Regions from separate parts of the Mus musculus genome. Here region 2 is linked to region 1. A link is a loop called in an ENCODE intact Hi-C map of the cell type or tissue named here. Cell type or tissue: left cerebral cortex. All regions are shown on one strand. Each heading gives the region's core, and the rest is flanking DNA. Links, peaks and the distances in the headings are about the cores only.

The links. A loop is a pair of places that touch in the nucleus more often than their neighbours do. Peaks named below come from ENCODE experiments on the same cell type or tissue, not always from the same donor. Only the 100,000 strongest peaks of a DNase experiment are listed, where the experiment ranks them.
Region 2: a loop joins it to region 1, with 2.5 times the contacts of the local background. A loop is called at or near these places in 5 of 42 quality-filtered maps.

What each region holds. Positions count from the first base shown.
Region 1 is chr2:71,448,101-71,456,820 of GRCm38, reverse strand. It overlaps Metap1d (methionyl aminopeptidase type 1D (mitochondrial)), which reads right to left and starts at 3,483. Exons shown (of 10, transcript NM_025633.3): 1 at 3,423-3,483. The coding sequence starts at 3,462. In left cerebral cortex, for the core only: a CTCF peak has its summit at 3,601; DNase peaks (open chromatin) are centred at 3,507 and 4,131; H3K4me3 peaks cover 1,246 bases; H3K27ac peaks cover 750 bases.
Region 2 is chr2:71,369,175-71,377,894 of GRCm38, reverse strand. No RefSeq gene overlaps it. Among named protein-coding and RNA genes, the nearest start is that of Slc25a12, 5.8 kb to the right of the region's middle. In left cerebral cortex, for the core only: a CTCF peak has its summit at 4,637 (motif pointing right); a DNase peak (open chromatin) is centred at 5,898.

The sequences.
Region 1 (8,720 bases), core at 254-8,253:
TACCACCTTTTGAGACAGGGGAACCTCAGTTGAAAAAAATATCTCCATATTATCAAGCTAAAGCCAATCTTGTAAGGCATTTCTTAATTAGTGACTGATGGGGGAGGTCCCAGCCCATTGTGGGTGGGGCACCGCTGGGCCAGTCAGTAGTCCTGGGTTCTATAAGAAAGAAGGCCGAGCAAGCCACAGGGAGCAAACCAGTAAACACCACCCCACCACGGCCTCTGCATCAGCTCCTGTCTCCAGGTCCTGCCCTGTTTGCATTTCTGCCCAGACTTCCTTTGATGATGAACAAGGCTGTGAAGGCATAAGTAAGTCAAATAAATCACAGTGAGTTATAGTTCTCTATTTGTCTACAATGCATGAGCTCTCAGATCCTAACAACCCTCTTCTATCACACAGCATAGCAACCAGGCAATGCAGAGGACAGTGAGCCTTTAAGAGAAAACAAATTTAATCACCTCCCAGATTTCTGCTCCGTAAAACCTCCCCAGATGTGGCATTGGAAAGTGAGCCCGTGCACCAGCTGACTGCTTGGCTAAGTCAGAGAACAGAGGTTTGATCTGCAAGCAGCTGGAAAAGAACACAACACTCCACAGAATCTATCAGGCTAAGCTGCTGCAGGCTGCAAGCTGAACTGATTCCAGGGTTTGCAGGGCTGGTACAAGTAGGAGCTCCAGTTCACGTCCAGAGCCAACACACTTCCCTGAGCGAACCTCACCAAGCCTCCCCGACAGCATGCAACTGAGATCCCAGAAAGTCTAGGCTTAGGAGTTAAGAATCATGCCTGTTAACAGAGCAAGAGAGGACAAATCCCATCTAGCTGGCTGCTAGTCTTTGTAAATGAAGTTTTATTAGAACACAGCTATGTTCACTTGTACTTGGCAGAGTTGTGTAATTGTAACAGAGAATATTGCTCACAAAAGTCTAAGATACTATCTGACCTTTACTGAGTTCTACATTGGAGTAAGACCTCTGGTATTTCCCCTAAAAATAAAGGCACCCCCCCAAAAAAAAATCTGTTCTAACAAAGATAACACCAAGTGTGGGAGAACCAAACTACCTGCCTAATACTCAACATATTTTAAAGAAAAAAAATCAACATAATCTCCAAAAGATACCAGTCATTGTGTTACATATATAATTATGTTACATGAGCTGTGAAGCAGGAAAGTGTAGCCAATCAATTATCACCACCATCATCACCACCATCATCAAATAAGACAGACTGTGGGGAAACTCTGATTTCAAGTGTTTAAAATAGCCGTTACGGGGCTAGAGAGATGGTTCCGTGGTTAAAAGCACTTACTGCTCTTCCAGAGGATCTGGCCAGTTGGATTCTCATAACCTGTATCTTATGGCTCACAACTGCCTATAATTTCAGTTCCAGGGGATATGACTCCCTCTGGCCTCCTCAGGTACCTGCACATATGTGGTGCACGTAAACTCAAGATGGATTACATGCATGCACATAAATAAAAAATAAATCTTTTTTTAAAAAGTTGTTATGTTTACTGGGTGTGGCAGCACATGCTTGGAAATGGCAGAAGGACCAGGAATTCAAGCCCGCCCTACACAAGACCCTGTCTCATAAAATAAAATGTAACAATTGTTACAAGAGCATGACTGGGAAATCTGAACAGAGAAACTGACAGAGAAATGCCCAGTATGACGGGTGGTTTACACCACTAATCTCAACACACGGTGGTAGAGGCGGAAGGACCAGGAGTTCAAGGCTACAGGAGATTCTGTCTTAAAACAAATAAATAGCTAAATAGAAATTCTAAAAATAAGTACAATATACAAGACAATGAGTAGGATTCTCAGTCTTTCTGTCTTTCTTTTCTTCCTTCTTTGTTCCTTCCTTCCTTCCTTTTTTTCTTTCTTTCTCCTCTTATGGAGCAGGGGAACCCCAAACCAAGGCTTATGGGTGCTAACCACTGAGCTATACTCCCTAGGCACAGTTTTCAGAGATACATAGGCAAAAGAATCTACAAATAAAGTGATATACCTAGGACATCCTTTAAAATAATACCATCGTGGGAGGCACTGTGGCTGGGGTGGAGAAGTGAGTGTCTCTACACACATGATTTGTGAGCAGACAATGTGTATGCAGAGTTTGCCGCTCTGTTGTGTGTTTGAAATTTCTCCTATGAAGAACATTTCAAAGGCTAAAAAAAGAAAATCTAATCTTCACATGAACAAGTTGTATTAAATGTACAAGATCATTCAAGTGATGAGAAGTTCTGGGTACACACAGAATGACCAGAGTCATCTTTGCCAAAAACCTCTAAGATATGTAGCACTATATTTTGAGTGCTTTGGAAAATATGGGCATTTCATAAAAACTGAATATTTTATTTCACAAAGCCGTGAATCGTGTATGTCATTCTCTGTATGTATTATATTAGATACACATATACACACAAATATAACTACACAAATATATGAGTATCTGATTTCACAAAGGGGGGGCTGTATTGAGCTAAACTGGGCTGGTGAGATGGTTCAGTGGGTAAAGCCTGAACCAAGCCTCATGGTCTGAAAAACAGATAATGGGAGAACTCCCACAAGTTCTCCTATGACCCTGTGACCTTTGTATGCACACCTTGGCACCTGTTTGAGCATACACCAGACAAACAAATATATGTAATTTTAATGTCCTACAACTTGCTTTTTCCAAATATTCCAAATAATATATTTTTGTGGACACCATTCCATGTCAACGTCAAACTTTTTTACACACCCTTAGATACACACAAATAAGTTGGTATCTGACTTCACAAAAGGGGATTGTATTAAGTTAAGCTGGACTGGTGAGATGGCTCGGAAGGTATATAATACGTGCTGAGTATTGCTCTGAAAATATTTACCTCCTAAAACCGTTCCTATGTGCCTGGCACTTAAATTGTATCTAAAGTCGTTGGTGTTCCTTTTTTTTTTTTTCGTCCTTCTTGAACCTATTTTTGAGTTCTTGCTAGCAAAGAATCCGAACCTAGTACTAATTCAACAACGATTCGCCGGAAACGCATCTGTTTGGAATGCCCCTGACATCGTTAGCTCTCCTAAGTCATCATGACTGTCATCACCTTTTACAAGTTTCTCAAAAAGGCATGCCAATCCAACAGCTCTAAACCGAGTGTTCCGGCGCATTTCACCGTCGTCGCTGGTAGATACGTCTGCAACACTAACCACACAAGTAAAGAGAGGGAAGAAAACTTCAGGTAACGACCCACAAATCTCAAGAACTAAGCACTCAAGCAACATGGTAAGAAGAGGACAAACGTGTGTCTGTTTCTGCAGCGTGCCAACGTGTATGGTATACGCGGGTCCGACTGAAAGTACGCACGTGCGTACCAAGCCCACGCGCGGACGTGTCTCTGGGCGCGTAGCCCTGGAGCGGTCGTATGCCGATCGCTTACCTCCACGGACGAGCAGGGGGACGCCGATGGGCGCCGCCATGTTGGCTCCGGTCACGTGGCCAAGAGAGCCTCGCAGCTCCGCCCACTGGAGTAGCCGCGCTCTCAAAGCCCAGAAGCGCTGAAGCAGTGGGAGGCGAGTGCGCGCGCGCGCGTGAGCTGGCTTGCAGGAGCCCGGGCTAGCGAGTGCCTCTGGTGTCGAGGCCAGCAGCTCCGTCTGCGGCCAGCTCGCTTCCACCAGGAGAGGCTGGCTCCGGCCGCAGTTCTCTCTCTGAGCTTCCAGACCCATCAGGGATGGAAGAAAGTCGTCATGTAAGTGTAGCCTCCAGTATTTATAGAATCACCATTTTGGTGCATGGATACGTGAAGTTGGGCGAGAGGAAAAAAAAAACAAACAAACAAACACAATTTAGTGTGCAACAAAGCACTTTCATCGCCTTTCATTCGGTTACAAATCATTTCCAGGCAACTAGTTGAAAAAGTTGGATCAGTTTGATCAGCTTCCCTTTGCAATGTTAGAATATTAATTACTCAGCAGAGACTCCAGAATAGAATAGTTGGGACACCTATGTGGCCCTGTGGGTATCTTCACAGGATTTCTCCTTCCCTGATGACACTTCCTGCTTGGCAGTATTAACTGCTGTTATCCCTAAATTAGATATTTAAAGAATGACGCATGTCAGCTTGCATAGCCCCTATGTCAAGGCAAGTGAGGCAGCCGCTGTACCTTCGATGATACTGTTGCCCGATTTCACCAGGTTCTGTGCCTCTTGCCCTTGTTTTGCGGTGGAGTCCAGACGCTCATGGACCAGGTGTTATCCATCTTGGTAGCTTCCTGTGCTCAACACAGACCATGATACCCCAAGATGTGTATGGTGAAAGAACCCAAACTGTAGTGTAGCAGTTTCTGGACTTTGAATGCAGTCGAGATCGATAAGGATTCCTTGTGAATATGTGGATGTCTTCTCATTGATTTTAAAGAATCCACATGCGGGCTGGAGAGATGGCTCGGCGGTTAAGAACACTTAGGACTCTTCCTGAGTTCAATTCCCAGCAACCACATGGTGGCTCACAACCATCTTTAATAGAACCTGATGCCCTCCTCTTGTGTGTCTGAAGATAGCTACACTGTACTACATATATAAAATAAAAAATAAAAGAGTCCACATGCTCAACTGGCACACCTTTAACCTCAGGAGGCAGAGTTCAACTCATCACAAACCTCAAATCGGAGAACACTTAATCCAAGGGTATTCTTTTTGTTTGAGAATATCATACACACATAGAATGTGTTTTTGTCTAATACACTCCCAGCACCACCACGCGCCCCCATCCTTCTCCTCCAACTCCTGCTCATCCCTTCCACCACATTTCCCTTTCAACTTCATGTGCTTTTATTTTAACACACTGAGTCCATCTACTGCCAGTATGCACATGAATGTAGGGCCATCTACTGGAGCACGGGGATCCTTTCAGGGGCAGAAACCCTGGAGAAAACTGACCACCCTCATCCCCTCAGTAGCTCTGTCAATTGTCAGCTATGAATGGGACTTTGTGTCCTTGTCCCAATCTATGTTGAGATCTCGGCTAGCTAGGTCTTGTGCGTGTAGTGACAGCCATTATGAATCCATGTGTGCCTTGGTCCTGTTTCATCCAGAAAACACTTCCACAGAGGTCACCCTGTACCTCTGGCCCTTAGAATCTTTTCATAGCTCCCCTCTTAGGAGATCATCCCCTGAACCTTGGAGTTAGGGAATGTGTGTGTGTGTGTGTGTGTGTGTGTGTGTGTGTATGTGTGTATGTGTGTGTGTGTGTGTGTGTGTGTGTATGTGTGTATGTGTGTGTGTGTTTGTGTGTGTGTGTGTATGTGTGTGTGTGTGTGTGTGTGTGTGTGTGAGAGAGAGAGAGAGAGAGAGAGAGAGACAGACAGACAGACAGACAGAGAGACAGAGAGAGGGTATAGATAGAGATAGATAAAGAGATAGATATTGATCTAGATAGAGATATATCTCCCATTTAGGGATGAGCACAGTCTATTAATCTTGCACATTGGCCAGTTGTCAGTCTTTATATTAATCTCCATCTACTTCAAAAAGAAGTTTCTCTCAGGAAGATTAAGAAACACACAGATGTATGGGTATAAAGATAAGACCTTAGGGTGCAGCTCAATACCATGTCCATTTAGGAGAGTCAACATGGTGGTTCACCACCTCCATGGGTACTAGGAACACAGTTGGTACATAGACACTGGAAAGTGACATAAAAGGACACATGACATTGACTTCTGGAATGCATACACATGCTTGTGCTTATGTGCATATATACACTGTTCACATAAAAGACTTGCTGGGTGCCAGGTGTGGTGGCACATGCCTTTAATCCCAGTACTCAGGAGGCAGAGGCAGGAGTATTTCTGAATTCGAGGCCAGCCTGGTCTACAGAGTGAGTTCCAGGACAGCCAGGGCTACACAGAGAAACCCTGTCTCAAAAGCAAAAAAAAAAAAAAAAAAAAAAAAGACTTGCAGGGCATGGTGGTGTACACCTTTAATCCTACTTGGGAGGCAGAGGCAGACAGACCTCTGTGTGCTCAAGGTTACCTGATCTACAATAGTTAGTTACAGGCCATCCAAAGGGCACACAATGAGATCCTGTCTAAAACAAAACAGAACAAAACAAAACAACATGACTTGTCTATGATTACTTGTCTAAAATAAATTTCTCCTTGCATGTTCTTGAAAAACTTAACAGTCTACCCTTTCTCTTTACTTAATATTAAAGATTGCACCCTTGCTTTGACACCACATATACCAAAATTAGAAACATATGAAGAAGATTAGCACTGCCTCTGTGCACAGGACATGCAAATTCATGGAGCATTCTATATTTGTCGTTGAGGGGTGGGGAAAAGAACCTGCTCAAAACATTGTATGAAAACTTTAAACCAAAAGGAAAGATTACTAATAAATAGATACAGAAATACATAAGTAAAGACTTTATGCCACACATAATTTGTTATAAATTTGTACTTTTAAGTTTTAAATGCACTAGGGATTATGAGATAAAATAATCTTTGGACACAACTTAAAATGTTATATACTTTCTAGGATTACCCATAATGCAAGATTTTTTTTTAAATCTAGTCTGTTATATTTGTTATATTTCAGTTGCTGTTATAAAATATCATGACCAAGGAAATTTATAGATGAAACTTATTGATGAAAGAGTTTTGGGAGTAGTAGCGCACGCCTTTAATCCCAGTACTTGGAAAGCAGAGGCAGGTGGATTTCTGAGTTCAAGGCCAGCCTGGTCTACAGAGTGAGTTCCCAGGACAGCCAGAGCTATACAGAGAAACTCTGTCTCGAACACATTCCCTGCCACCCCCCAACACACACATCCCCAAAATAGTTTTTTTGGGTTTTAGTTCCAGGGGAATGTTTTAGTCCCTCATGGTGGGGAAGCTTGGCTGTGAACCAGCAGGCAGAGCAGCAGGCAGAGTGGCTAGGGTGTAGTGGAGAAAGTGAACCTGGAAGTAGGGTTCGGCCACTTAATCTCAAAGCCCACCCTCAGTACTTCCTCCAGCAAGGCTAGCACCAAAACCTCCCCAAGAGCGCCACCAACTGGGAATCAAAGTTCAACCACACAAGCCCATGGGACACATTTCTCACTCAAATCAGCACAGGGGCAAATGCATTTGTCCCAGTTGTTTTTTTCTGTTAATTAGACCCAAGCTAGAGACCTGGGAAAAGGAGTCTCAACTGAGAAAACACCTCCATCATATTCCTTGTAGGTAAGTCTGTGGGGACATTTTCTTGATTAATGATTGATGTGGAGTGGATGATACTGTGGGTTGGTAGTCTTGGTGCTATAAGGAAGCAGACTGAGCAAGCCATGGGGAGCAAGCCAGTAAGCAGTACCCCTCCATGATTTTTGCTCCAATTCCCGCCTACAGGTCCTTGTCCCCCAGTTCCTGCCCTGATTTCCTCTGGTGATGGACTACAACTGTAAGCTGAAATAGACCCTTCCCTCCCTAAGTTGCTTTTGGTTATGGTTTTTTATCACAGCAATGGAAAGCAAACTAGGAAAGATTTATAGAAACATTTGTCATATATGGACATTGTAAAGCTAACTGAACTAAGGCCCTGTGAACTAATAATGGCTACCAACTTGGTTCCCTGGTCAATTAGGGGAAGTTGGTGGCTAGGAACCTGCTCAGCTTCCTACAGCTCAATGTCTAACCTAGAGTCACTCTCTCTTCCTGACCTGCCCCTCAGCTTTGCCCTCTGAATCTCCCCCCGAAAACTTAGCTTTCTGATTTGATTTCAGGTTAATTTCTTAACCTTTTACTCTGTGGCTTGAGAAGAACATTTCCAATCCTACCCTTTAATTTGTCCAATTTTCGGATAAGGAAATGCTTTATTTATTTACATGTTTTAAGCCAAATGAGCAGTTCTTTCCATGAACTAGGAGTGCTGGCTGCATAAACATAACCTTTGTGCATTACAGAGGCCGGTCTTAGTACTGGCTGAACCCCTTAAAAGTTAAGGTTCAGCAATAAACAATTATATGTTTGGGCAGGTGGTCTCTGGGGCACTCTTTTTAACAAACTTGTTGGAGGAATGTCATGTGTCCATTACCAGCTATTTGAGACCATCATGTCTATGTCACTGGGTCATCTAGGAGAAATTCTGGAGAGAATAGGTACACTCTCCACATTTCATAAAGAAAGCCATGCCGTGCGTGAGGCAGCTGTGAGAGGGGTTTCTCTTTGTTATTTGTGCTCGTCCTCCAGGACCAAGATGGGTGCCAGGACAAGAGAGGAGTTGTAGTGACCCACCTACCCTCCTTAGTTTCCACGACATTGTCTCAGTCTTAGAATTTCTGTGCAAATGACGCCCCAGGCACTGCTTCTACTTGAGCACCCACCTCCCCTACAATGGAGCTCATAGAGTTTCAGAATCTAGACAGTTATAGACAGGAGATCAGCAGACAGCGTGTTGCCTTCTCTTGAGCATTCTTCAAGGGAAGAGGACCAGAATGGAACCAGACAGGGTGTCTTAGTGTTCTATTGCTGTGAAGAGACACTATGACCACGGCAACTCTTATAAAGAAAATAATTGGGGCCGGCTTACAGGTTCAGAGGTTTAGTGCATTGTCATCCTGGTGGAAAATATGGCCGCGTGCAGACATGGTGCTGGAGAAGGAGCTGAGAGTGCAACATCTTTTTTTTTTTTTTTTTTTTTTTTTTGGTTTTTCGAGACAGGGATTCTCTGTATAGACCTGGCTGTCCTGGAACTCACATTG
Region 2 (8,720 bases), core at 328-8,327, 79 kb after region 1:
CTCTCAAAGAATTATCACTTTGCTGAGGAAGGCTGCATTTCTCCTTTCTGTGTATTGATTTTTTTCCTACCTCTCAGCTATTCTGTTCTTCTAGAGCTCTTGAGTTCAATTCCCAGCAACCACAGAACTCAGAGATACACCATCCTCCGTCTCTCAAGTGCTGGGATTAAAGCTGTACACCACCATGCCCAGCTTTATAGAAACCTAAAAAAAGAAAGAAGGAACTAAACTTGTTCACAGATTGTGGTGGTTTGAATGTGCTTGGCACATGGGAAGTGCTGTTAGGAGGCGTGGCCTTGTTGGAGGAAGTGCTTCAGTGTGTAGGCGGGCTTTGAAGGCTCCCAGTGCTCAAGCTCCGCTCACTATAGAAGAGTCAGCTTTCTCCCAGCTGACTTCGGAACTCACAACCATCTCTATAGGGTTAGGATGCTCTGTTCTCATGTGCAGGCACACCCTCAGACAAAGCATTCATATGCATAAACAAACATAGCCTTAAAAAAAACGTAAAAGGGCCAGGTGTATTGGTTTAATTTTAATTCCAGCACTTGAGAGGCAGAGGCAGGCAGATATCTATGAGCCTGGTTTACACAGTAAGTTCTAGGCCTGCTTGTCTCAAAAGCAAAACAAAACAAACTCTACTTGGGAAGTCTAGGGAGATGGCTCATCAGTTAAAAGACTGATGTTCTTGCAGAAAACCCACGCTCACCTCCTAGCACCCACATCTAGCGGCTCATAATCACCTGTAACTCTAACTCCAGGATTGTCATCGGGCTTCCAAGGACCCTATGCATGCACAAACGCACAGACACACATGCACATATCTTTTTAAAAAATTAAAAACCATATTCGACACAGGCTCTCACTATGCTGCTTTGATTAGTCTAGAACTCAGAGATACACCATCCTCTGTCTCTCAAGTGCTGGGATTAAAGCTGTACATCACCATGCCCAGCTTAATAGAAACCTAAAAAAACAAAGAAGGAAGACTAAACTTGTTCACAGATTGTGGTGGTTTGAATGTGCTTGGCACATGGGAAGTGCTGTTAGGAGGCGTGGCCTTGTTGGAGGAAGTGCTTCATTGTGTAGGCGGGCTTTGAAGGCTCCCAGTGCTCAAGCTCCGCCCACTATAGAAGAGTCAGCTTTCTCCCAGCTGACTTCGGAACTCTCAGTTTCTCCAGCACCGAGTCTGCTTAGATGTTGCCATGCTTCATGACAATGGACAGAACCTCCGAACCTGTGAGGCAGCCCCACTTAAATGTTCCTTATACAACTTGCCTTGGTTATGGTGTCTCTTTACAACAACCCCCCCCCCCTCGCTAATCTAAGACTCAGATAACGCTGCGCTGAAAGGTTAGGACGAGGACTTCCACGTGGGTAATAAGTCACAGTCTGCACCATGTGCTCAGACTTCTGACTTCCTGCCTTACTTTCACTTGCAGTGACAACAGAGCAGGACAGAGCAAGCGACTAGAGCCGGTTCTCTGGAGCATCTTTTTCAAGCATCTAGAGTGAGGAATAAAACTCAGAACTCTGTGACTTCAGGATGTACCACAGTTTGAGCCTGCTTGAAAGAGAAGCAGGTAGTATTAGACGCGGTCTCAAAATGCAGGCAATAACTGGTTTGAGCATAATTGTATGAGTTGAGATGTATCGCCAGATCACAGGCATGCCATGGGACATTTGGTGGAGGGTTTGTCCCCACCCTTAGATCATTTTCATGTACATTTCTTATACGGTGCCATTGCCCTAAGATGGAATCATATTGTCAGGACAACTAGAAACAAAATATGGAGAGAGCAGCTTTGACTGAGACCTTAAATTCCAGTTAAGTTTGTCCTTTGTTCTCAGCTTGCCTTCTTTCTGATTAAAAGAACATTAACCACTCCACAGACCTATCCACTTCTTTCCCTTAACCTGCAGGTGCAACTACTGCTCTTCACCTGCTTCACACTGCTTCTCCAGAGCATTCTAATGTCAATGCTCTTGCTATGATTCTGATCAGTACAATTTGTTCTCTTCCTCTTCTTCCTCTTCTTTTTTCTTCTTCTCCTCCTTCTCCTCCTCCTCCTCCCCCCCCTCCCCCTCCTTCCCCTTCCCTCTCCCTCTGTGTGTGTGTTTTGAAGTCCCACTGCCCCAGACTCTGGCCTTGGCCTTAAACTCATAATCTTTTTGGTTCGATGTCCAAAAAGGTAAGATTACAGGCACATGCTGTGCACCCTGCTTAATAGGGATTATATTATTGTTCCAACATTTTGTTTGTTTGTTTGTTTGTTTGCTTAGACAGGATCTCAGGGTTCCCAGGCCAACCTTGAACTCCTGACCCTCCTGTTCCTACCTCCCAACTACTGGGATTACAGGCATACACCACAACACTGGACTCATTCACTTTTCCAGTGTCATACTTAAGAAAGAGTTTCTGGTCCTGTGAGATGTCTCAGCAGATAAAGGGGCTTGTGGCCAAACTCAACAACCTGAGTTGGATCCCTAGGATTCATGTGGTGGAAGCAGACAACTCCTGCGGGGTGTCCTCTAACTTCTACATAAACTTACACACACACACACTCACACACACAAGTAATTTTTTAAGAAAGAATTCTTTGTGACATATTTATTCCTACTTCCTTTTCTCAAAGTTTGCCCCACTGCCCATGTGTGGAATGTGTGTGTGTGTACACGTACACAGGTTGGTCTTTTTATCAATTTGACACAAATTAAAGATACCTGGGAAGATGGCCCCTCAATTAAGGATTTGTTTCCATTAGATTGGCATGTCTTAGGCATTTTCTTCATTGTTAATTGATAGAGGAAGGCCCTGCCCACTGTGGGTGGTGCCACCTAGGCAAGTGTTTCTGGATTGTATGAGAAAGATAGCTGACCGGGAGTATGAATGCGAGCCAGTAAGCAGGAGTTCTCTGTGTTTTCTGTGTCATTGCACTTATCTCTCAACAGAGAAGCAAACTTAAACACCACCTCTCTTTCTGGTAAACTTTGGGGTTTCTCAGTACAAGCCTGCCTCCCCTTTAGGAAACTTCTTACTCAAAGGAGTTGGTTTCATCTTATCGTCTTTCTCCTGGCTGAGCAATCCAAGGTCACCATGCCCCTTTGCAGAATCTTGCCTGAGTTTCTTTTTCTAGAATTACACCCTGGGTACAATCCAACAGGAGAGCTCCAATTTAGGCTTCAGACAACACGCCTGGTTCCTCCCGAGGTTATGCAAGTAAGATTCTACAAGCTCGTTTCAGTTTTCCTGTGGGTCATGATTAGACTAAACACATACAGCTACCCAAACATTCCCGATGCCCAGCAGCAATTATTGTCTGAATCTGTGGGAAGGAAAACACCTCCCCTATGCAATATAATCTTCACAGATTTCCCCTGCCCACAAGGGGCTGTGTGGCTTGCCAGGTAGTTAACAGTTTTATTTCCCTCCCCTCCAGCAGAGCAAGAGATCTGTCAGTGGTTAAGAAATAGATCTGGGAGCTGAAGACTATAGTCTGTGGTTAAGAGCACACACTACTCTTGCAGAGGACCTGAGTTCGCTTCCTAGCACCCACATTAAGCAGTTCACAACTTCTAATTCCAGCTCTAGGGACCTCAGGGACCTCTTCTGGACTCAGAGGACAGCTGTATGCACACATGTACATACCCCCACACATATATACATAATTAAGTAATAAGGAATAAATATGTAAAAATAAAGAAATAGGTCTCATTAGCATTTCCAGCTGAGTAGCAGGAGTATGTTATGGCTGGTCATATACAGACTTGATACAATTTCCTGATGCTATTATGGAATTTTTCAGAAAGTTGGAAAAGTGGAACAAGTATTTCAGTAAACTTCTATTTTCCCTTTCTCTCTCTCTTTCTCCCTTTCTCCTCATTCATAAATATTCCTCGTGTCTTTGATACATTTCAAAATAAATTTAAGCCAGATGGAGTGGTGTATGCCTTCAATCCCATCACTTGGGAGGTAGAAGCAGATGGGTTGCTGTGAGTTTGGGGCCAGCCTGGTCTACATAGTGTGTTCCACGTCAGCCAAGGCAATATAATGAGACCCTATCTCAATAAATAAATGTAAGACACAACACTTCATAGCATTGCTATGTTATAATTTAATATTTGTTCAACTCTTTTCTCTTGAAAACTTTATGCACATTGTAACGATGTGTATAAGGCTTAAGTACATATTCTATGAGCTTTGACAAATGTACCTAAACCCTAGCATAAATAGTAGACTGCTGTCATCATTTCAGATACATCCTTTATGCCTTTTACCTGTCAAGCCTTCTTTGCTGGAAATCACAGTTCTGAATCACTTTCCCTCCATACTTTAGTTCTGATTGTCTTAGCGCCTTAAATAAATGACATTATCTGGTGTTAGCTCTTATGTTCGCTGTGATTCCATGTAAAGCATTTACCACCACCTGACACAATGGTTTATCCTCATACATGTTGTCATGTGTATCAAAAACCTGCTTCCCTTTACAATTTTTAGAATAATCTTCCATTCTGCAAATGTACCATACTTGGACATTTGGGCTATTCCAGTTGTGAGTGATTATGAACATTCTTATTTATTTATTTATTTATTTATTTATTGGATGTAGATACACTGTAGCTGTCTTCAGACATACCAGAAGAGGGCATCAGATCCCTATTACAGATGGTTGTGAGCCACCATGTGGTTGCTGGAAATTGAACTCAGGACCTCTGGAAGAGCAGTCAGTGCTCTTAACCGCTGAGCCATCTCTCCAGCCCAATTATGAACATTCTTGTACAGCTGTTTTTATTTTTAATTTTTTTAAAGATGTATTTATTTTATGTATGTTGAGTACATAAATGAGTTGCTCTCTTAAGACACACCAGAAGAGGGCATCAGAACCCATTACAGATAGTTGTGAGTCACCATGTGGTTGCTGGGAATCGAACTCAGGATCTCTGGAAGAACAGTCAGTGCTCTTAACCACTGAGCCATCTCTCCAGCCCTTTTGTTCAGGGTTTTAATTAATTAATTAATTAATTAATTAATTTTTGAGATAGGATCTCATTTCACAGCTCATGCTGTCTTTGGATTTATTATACAGCCCACAATGGCCTTAAAATTATAGTCTTCCTGGTCCAGACTTCAAAGTGCTGGGATTAGTCATGCATGAACCACCATCCCTGGCAGGCACAGGACATATATTTTTATTTTTATTGATTAAATAGAGAGAGATAAAATTAGCAAATCATAGGCTAGGTGCATGTTTAGTTGTGTTTTGTGATTTTGTTTTTGTTTTTTTTTTAAATCATTTTTTAAAGACTTATTTATTTATTATTATATGTAAGTACACTGTAGCTGTCTTCAGACATACCAGATGAGGGAGTCAGGTCTCATTACGGATGGTTGTGAGCCACCATGTGGTTGCTAGAATTTGAACTCGAGACCTTTGGAAGAGCAGTCGGAGCTCTTAACCACTGAGTCATCTCTCCAGCCCCGAGTTTTTGGTTTTTCAAGACAGGTTTTCTCTGTGTAGCTTTGGCTGTCCTAGAATTCACTCTATATACCACACTAACCTCAAACTCACCAAGATCCTCCTGCCTCTGCCTCCCAAGTGCTGGGATTGAAGGTGTGCTTTTAAGATTTTATTATTTCTTTTTGTGGGTTTTTTTGGGTTTTTTTGCCTATATATATGTCTGTGTGCCATGTACATGACTGGTATGTAGGGGGTCCAGAAAAGGGTGTTGGATCCTCTAGAATGGAAGTTACAGGTGGCTATGCACTACTCCATGCGTGCTGGAAATCCAATGCAGGCTCTGTGCAAGAGCAGCGGGTGCTCCTAATCACTGAGTCATCTCTCTGGCCCACACACAATTTTTAAAATGAGACTTTCTCTTTAGTTTGGATCAGTTCCAAACCATCTTCTACATTGGTCTCTTGGAAGAAGAGAGTAAAAACAGCATCGGAGTAAATTCGGAGGAGTAGGAGGGGCAGGCGGCAGAAGGATTTGGCAGGATGTTTGTTCTATCAGCTAGGCAGTTTCTTTCCTTACACTGAGAACATTTACCCCACTGCTTTCATCCCTAATCCAGACCCTAGCACCTGCTAACCCAGCACTCTGTCACAGCAACATCCTAGCCCTACCCCATTATTACCTTAAGCTGCTTTCCCATTTGACACCTGATGAAAGGTTTTAAAAAAAAAAACTTCAGTTTTAAATTGTAGTGTGTGTGTGTGTGTGTGTGTGTGAGAGAGAGAGAGAGAGAGAGAGAGAGAGAGAGAGAGCGAGCGCTAAATGCCCGAGTGGTGCATCAGGCCCCTTGGCGTTAAGAGTTACAGGCAATTATGAGCATAGGCTGTGGGTTCTGATAACAGAAGACCAGGGTTCTGCAAGTGCAGCAAAGACGAGCTCCTGGGTCATCTCACCAGCTCTTTAAACTTCATTGTGACTGGAGGGATGGCTCAGTAGGTAAGAACACTTGCTGCTCTTCTAGAGGACCTGAGTTCAGTTCCAGCAAACATGTTGGGTGTTTAACAGCTCCCTGTAACTCCAATTTCAGAGGTTCGATGTGTACTTCTGGCCTCCTCAGACCCCGTGTGTGTGTGTGTTACACACACAAAAATTTTAAAATCTATATAATATTTATGACTTAAAAGAAAAACTTCTAGCAGCGTGGCAGTGGCACATGCCTTTAATCCTAACACTCAAGAGACAGAAGCAGGCAAATCTCTGAGTTTGAAGCCAGGCTAGTCTATAGAGGGAGTTCCTGGATAGCCAGGGCTACATCAAAATAAAATAAAATAAAATAAAATAAAATAAAATATAAATAGAAAGAAAAGAAATACTTGTAAGTCACTGTAATTGGGACAGGAGAAATAGCTCTGCAGTTAAGAGGATTCGTTTCTCTAGCTGAGGACCCAGGTTGGTTTCTCACAACCACGTTGCTGCTCACGACTGCCTGTAACTCCAGTTCTAGGGAATCTCTTGCCCTCTTCTGATCTCTATAGGTTTCTGGATGGATGTGGTGCACACACACTCCCTACAGGGCTGCTACATGCAGTTTAGGAGGGGTACTAGACAGGACATAAGACACAGTTGATGCCTTCCACAGAACTGCTATGACCTGTCAAATAGAAGAGTGGGTACAGTTACAATGTGATTATTTGTATATTTTGGGAATAGGACCAGAAGTGGGATCTAGATTATACATATACATTTTTAGTTATGTATATACATTTTTAGTTGCATATATAAAATTTAACATCTCTAGGAATCTTTGTACTGGTTTCTAAATGATTCTACTAGATAAGAATGTCCTCACCTCTATACCCTTGCTGGTACTTGGTAGCATTTTTTTTCTTTTCTTGATAACAGTCTTGGGGCGGGGGGGTTGGGAGTGACAGGTCACAGTATTTGCTCTTTCTCTGGTGATAAACAATCTTGAGCTTCTTTTTTGGATACCTATTGGCCATTTTTGTTTTGTTTTGTTTTGTTTCTTTTGAGACAGGGTTTCTCTGTGTATCCCTGGCTGTCCTGGAACTCACTTTGTAGACCAGGCTGGCCTCGAACTCAGAAATCTGCCTGCCTCTGCCTCCCGAGTGCTGGGATTAAAGGCGTGTGCCACCACCACCCGACGCCTTGACCATTTTTTTATATCATTTTTAGAGCAATTGTCTCTTCAAATCTTTCATTCACTGATTAGAGGATATTTACTACTGTGTTGTATAAGTTTTCTCAATATGACTCTCGGATGTTAATAATTTAAAAATATTTTTCCCAACCTGTAGGCTGCCCTCTTCATTTTGTTCTTCACTTTGCTGCACAGAAGCACTTTAGTTTGATGCAGTCTCACTTGTGACCCGAGCTTTGGCTTTGGTGTGATTGTTACTACCTGAGGCAGTGTCAGAGAGCTCCCCGTTCCATGCGTTTCCTTCTGGGAGTTTTATGGCTGTAGATCTTATGTTTCCCCTTTAAAAATACATTTTGAGGGAAGTTTTTGTGCATGGCAAAAGATAAAGGCCCAGCAGTCACTCACATATGGGAACCTGGTTTTCCATCACTATTTACGCCCCCCCCCCCCCTTTTTTAATTTAAAGGAGCATGTCTCACTTAAGAAAGAAAATAAGGGCTGGAGAGATGGCTCAGTGGCTAAGAGCACTGACTGCTCTTCCAGAGGTCCTGAGTTCAATTAGCAACAACATTATGGCTCACAACCATCTGTAATGGGATCCAATCCCCTTATCTGGTATGTGTGGAGACAGCTACTTTACTCATATACATAAAATAAATAAATAAAATCTTAAAAAGAAAGAAAGAAAGAAAATAGTAGTTGGATGTAGTTATGCTCCCCTTAATCCCAACACTCTGGATAGAGAGGCAAGGTGGGTCTCTGTGAGTTTGAGGGTACCCTGGCCCACAGAGCAAGTTCCAGGACAGCCAGGGCTACACAGAGAAACCCTGTCTCAAAACAAATAAACAAAAGGCAACCAACTAAACAATAACCAAAAAAAAAAAAAAAAAAAAAAAACCAAATATGGTTGAGGTCCTGGGTAAACACAATCGCTAAATGTCTGGCTTTTACTGGGCTCTGATATTTTCAAATAGCACATATTTATTGATAGACACAAGTATTCATGGCATGTATATGATTTTATGAATTAAGTAGATTTAATTTTAATACTATAATGACAAGAAATCTCATCACTTCCTTCCCTCTCACAAAACCCATGTCGAGTGCAC